2 separate regions of the Homo sapiens genome follow, and region 2 is linked to region 1. The links are chromatin contacts, found by POLR2A ChIA-PET in ENCODE. All regions are on one chromosome and are shown on one strand. Each heading gives the region's core, a stretch centred on a gene start or an enhancer-like site at or near the end of the contact. The rest is flanking DNA. Distances are from core to core; before and after follow the strand shown. Region 1 has its middle 20 kb from the start of ARGLU1-DT. Region 2 has its middle 16 kb from the start of ARGLU1-DT.

Region 1 (2,532 bases), core at 22-2,521:
TGCATTGTATGGGTTGTATGTGTATGATGTGTGTGCATGTCGTGCTGCGTGTGTTGTGCTGTGTGTGTGGTGTGATAGTTGTGTGCATTCTGCTGCATGTTGTGCGTGATGTGTGTGTTGTACTGTGTGTTGTGTGTGTTTGGTGTGTGCAGTGTGTGTGTGAGGGTGTGTGTAGCATCTAAACCTTGCCACACTATCTCTCACAGGCCTTCCACAAGGCCTTCTTTTCACTTCAGTTGGTCTAATTGTTCCTAAATACCCTGCCCACCGTCTCACTTTCTCACCGTGGCTCTCAGCTGCGACGCGCTCTCCACTCCCTCTCCTCCGACACACCTGTCAGGGATCCAGACTCACGCCTACTCCCTCCACTGAGTCTTCTGGCACCTCAGCCCTCCGGTATCTTCTGGACCTTAGCCTGGACTTCTCTGGCATGCAGCATACACTCCCTTGAGAGTTGCTTTAGTTTAAGTAAATGTATTTTCTGTCCAAGTCGAACTTGCGTTCTACTTTTTATTTTTGTTGTATTTAAACTCACTTTTCTATCAGAAGGTGAGGCAAGCTGGTTCTATCTAACTGTGCAGTGAGTGGGCTGAGGAAGAGGCTGGGAGGCAGTGCCCTCTGTCTGCAAATGGCCTGGCTGACTCCTCATGGTGGGTGCTGCAGTTTTATTTCCATCCTCCCTGGTATGGACTCAGTATTTACTCCTGCACATTTGGTGCTGGTCTAAGATTTTGCTTCATGGAGCCCACATGCTTTTTTAGCCAACAGGAGCCTTCAACAGATGAGTTATTTTTTCCTTTGTGGTTTTATTTTGAAATGATTTTAGGCGTACGGAAGAGTTGTGAGGATACTACATAGAATTCCTTCATACCTTCACCCAGCTTCCCCGAAAGCTAACATCTCACAGGACTCCATTATATGCATCAAAACTCATAACTCAACACTGGCACAGTACTGGTAACTAAAACACAAACCTTATTTAGATTTTTTTTTTTTTTTTTGCTAATTTCTCCTGTTTTTCTACCAATGTCCTTTATCTGTTTTAGGATCCCACAAGTCTCCTTATATCTCCTTCAATCGGTGGCATTTTCTCTGTCTTTCCTTGTCTCTCATGACCTTGCCACTTGAGAAGTCCTCATTTCCTGACTTCTCCTTCCCCAGTACTTGGTCTTGTTAGCTGTGTTTGTGACCGTGCTGAGGCTGAAACACACGCAGTGGAGGCAGCTGTGTGGCCACAGAGGCAGAGGAGGGAGTGAAGCCGCCTCAGGCAGGGAACGCCTGGAGCCACTGGAAGCTGGAAGAGGCAGGAAGGGTTTTCCCCAGAGGCTTCAGAGGCAATGTAGCCCAACTCAAGCCTGCTGCAGACTTCTGGCCTCCAGAAATCTGTTTTTTTTGTGGTTTGAATCATGGCTCACTGCAGCCTTGAATTCTTGGGTTCAAGCAATTCCTCTCAAGTCAGCCTCTCAAGTTGCTGGGACTACAAGCACATGCCACCACACCTGGCATATTTTTTTTTTTTTTTTTTGTAGAGACAGAATCTCTCTATGTTGCCCAGGATGGTCTTGAACTCTTGGCCTCAAGCAATCCTCTTGCCTCAGCCTCCTAAAGTGTTGGGACTGTAGGCGTAGATACCTGTTTCCTGAAGCCATCCCATTTGTGGTAACTATTACAGCAGCCACAGAAAACTCATACAGGCTCCCATAGGAAATATTTAACTTTCCCAATCACTCTGAGCACCTGGTTTTTCAAGAGTCCACTCAACACGTTCTTTGTGGAGATCCAAGTGCCCCTCCAGGCCATCCTCCTGGCTGGGAGTACCATGGCTCCAAGTCAACTCTCCCCCTGCACAACCCAGCTCTGGCTACAAGGATGTTTATCCTGCCAAACTCTGAACCAGCCCTGCAGGAGTTCTCCTTCACTCCACTGCTGAAGAGCTGGGAGTCCAGATTTGTACTTGCAATTTTCCAGGCAGGGGTAAACGTGAGTCCGCTGTGTCTCTACTAGGTAATCTCCAGTTGCCTCTCTCCTTGACCAGGAAGGCTGGCCATGGGGACGCGTCATACAGGCTCCCTTGCCCTCTAGCTGCCTGCAGGGTTCAGCCAAGGGGAAGGCCCTACAGGAGGAGAGTGGCTGCGTGCTTATGCCTCATGTTCCCTGCTCAGCAGTGTCTGTATTTCTCAATGGCAGGCCCTCGCCCTGTCAGGTGCCTTCACCAGCAGATCCAGCAGTGCTGATCTCCACTAACCACTTCTTCTCCTCACCCCTGCAGAGTAAAATGGTGCTGTGCTTGGCTCTTCATTGCTTCTTATTGCTTTCTCTTAACTCCGATCTCACCTTTCTGTCTCCTTAGACTCTCGACAATCACCCATTTTATTTGTGCTGTCTCTTTCCTGCCAGGACCCTGAGCAACTCAACACCCCTCTAATTATAAGGGGCACCCTCTAGCTCTCTACTGGCACTGTTGAACGTTCACAGATTCCAACTTGGGGGGGTAGTTTTAAAAACATTTATAGCATGTGTTGTGAGCTAAAT
Region 2 (2,532 bases), core at 19-2,518, 36 kb after region 1:
GCTCTAGTTCAATATGACTGATATCCTTATAAAAAGAAGAAATTTGGACAGAGTCGTACAAAGAAGGAAGAAAATGTGAGGAGACACAGGGAGAAAATGACTGTCTACAAGCTAAGGAGAGAGGCCTGGAACAGACCTTTCCTTCACAGCCAACAGAAGGAACCAGCTTTGCCGACACCTTGATCTTGGACTTCCAGCTTCCAGACTGTGAGACCATCGGTGTCTGTTATTGGAGCCACCCAGCTCATGACACTTTGTTACAGTAGCCCTAGGGAACTAACAGAGTAGTGAAAAGCAAGAATTCTCCAATGATGGATCCCTCAGCTTTGGCATTAACTAGCATTGTGACTATGAGCAAGTTACTTTATTTTTCTGTGCTTTGGTTTTGTCATCTGTAAGATGGGGCTGTATGTACCTCATAAACTTGCTAAAAAGATTAAATGAGTTGATTGTGTGGAGCACCTAATTAGTGGTTGGTATAGAGGAGAACTAAATGTTGGCGAATGCTGCATAAAATCTTCAAGTGCATCTGGCCTGCCTCTCCTCCCCGCCAGGACCGCATGTCACCATGGAAGATGGATTTACAGACATGATGGGGAGCTTTTGTTCATGGTGGCTGATATGGTTTGGCTCTGTGTCTCCACCTAAATCTCACCTTGAATTGTAATAATTCCCATGTGTCAAGCGGCTGGACCAGGCAGAGGTGATTGGATCATGGGGGTGATTTCCCTCATGCTGTTCTCGTGACAATGGGTGAGTCTCATGAGATCTGATGGCTTTATAAGCATCTGGCATTTCCCCTGCTTGCATTCATTCTCTCTCCTGCTGCCCTGTGAAGAGGCGCCTTCCACCATAATGGTAAGTTTCCTGAGGCCTCTCCAGCCATGCAGAACTGAGAGACAATCAAACCTCTTTTCTTTATAAATTACCCAGTCTGTGGTATTTCTTCATAGCAGCGTGAGAATGGACTAATGCAGTGGTGATGCCACGGTAGAATGGGTAACACTTGATACAAGACAGACAGGTCAGACAGTAGGGGATCATTTCCTAGTTCCCTGGATGAGGGCTCATTCAAGTTGGGAAGGAAAAGAACCGGAGGACAGAATAAGTGTTGATGACAAATTTACCACTGACTAGACACGCTACTTTCCTAGTGGGGCCGTAACAAATCACCACACACCAGGTGGCTAAAACAGCATAAATTTCTGCTCTCACAGTTCTGGAGACCAGAAGTTAGAGATAAAGTGTTGGCAGGGCTTCTCTCCCTTTGAAAGCCCCAGGAGACAATCTGTTCCCTGTCTCCCACCCCCAGCTTCCGGTGGCTCCAGGAGCTCCTTGGTTGTGGCTGCATCATTCCAATTTCTGCCTCCATCTTCACAAGGCCTCCTCCCTGTGGTCTCGTCTTCTCTTCTGTTTCTTCTAAGGATACTTGCCATTGGATTTAGTGCTCACCAGAGCATTCCAGGATGATCTCATCTCAAGATCTTTAACTTAATTACATCTGCAAGACCCTTTTTCCAAATAAGGTCACACTCATAAGCTTCAGGGGTTAGGAAGTTGACCTATTGTTTGTGGGGGGGCCACCCTTCAACCTACTACAGCAACTATTTTTCACAAACAAAACATCTAATTTAGTCTTTATAACAGTTCTGCAATATCTCCATTTCATGGATAAGGATGCTTCCAAAAAGAGGGTGACAATGGTGCCCCAGGTTAATGGTAGAGCTAGGGTTTAAATATTGATATTCATGACCTACAGTCCCATGCCTGTCCTCTACTTATGCTTTGAGTTAAGCAAACTGCTCAAAATCTTTGACAGGGCAGCTTTTGCATCAGGCTGTGGACACTCCAACACAAGGGCTACACATGCGAGTGGAGAAAAGAATTGAGCTCGTGCATTTTCAGAAGACACCAGCTGTACAAGAAATATAATTTTCTTTGAAACACTGACAGTTTTATGCTCTTGCATCATGTTTGTCCTTACAATGAGGACATTCGCTTCTAATATTTAACTTACAGCTGGTAGGAAAAAATCTTTGAACTCTTCTGAAGGTTTGCACCAAATATTTTAAGATTCAAAAGCAGGCAAATAATTGTCATTTTCCTCAGCACATTTCCTCCTCTTGCAATATTGCCTGGTTTATTCACGCTTGAACAAAACTGTATAAACGAAACAAAGTTTTGTGTTTTTTACCGGGAAGCTCTCATTATCCATCCTTCATAATAAAAACCAAAACCAAAACCAATGTACATGATCATCTGCTTGACCTCCTTGATTTTTCATCTCACATACAGATACGTTCTAATCAGGATGTCAAAATTCCACTCTTCTTGCTTGGCTGGGGAATTCCGAAAAACAAAAAGAAAACACTGGACTTTTCAGTTGAGAGTTAGGAATATATATATATTAGCTGTGTGACTTGGGTAAATAAGTTCAACTCCTTATGTCTCTGTTTTCTCATCTGTAAAATGAAGTTCAGTAATATTTATCTTATGGGCTTCTCATGCGAATTAAATAAAATACCACATTGA

The links. ChIA-PET counts read pairs that join two places held with the same protein, here RNA polymerase II (POLR2A).
Region 2: POLR2A ChIA-PET joins it to region 1 with 12 read pairs in HEK293. The contact joins two enhancer-like sites. POLR2A ChIA-PET finds 5 or more read pairs at or near these places in 5 of 52 experiments (CD8-positive, alpha-beta T cell, HEK293, PC-3 and 2 more).

Annotation. Positions count from the first base shown.
Region 1 is chr13:106,596,113-106,598,644 of GRCh38, forward strand. No RefSeq gene overlaps it. Among named protein-coding and RNA genes, the nearest start is that of ARGLU1-DT, 20 kb to the right of the region's middle. Within about 2 kb of position 1,272, at least 7 of the 41 ENCODE cell types and tissues checked have a DNase peak (open chromatin) inside an H3K27ac peak, as active enhancers do.
Region 2 is chr13:106,632,292-106,634,823 of GRCh38, forward strand. No RefSeq gene overlaps it. Among named protein-coding and RNA genes, the nearest start is that of ARGLU1-DT, 16 kb to the left of the region's middle. Within about 2 kb of position 1,269, at least 2 of the 41 ENCODE cell types and tissues checked have a DNase peak (open chromatin) inside an H3K27ac peak, as active enhancers do.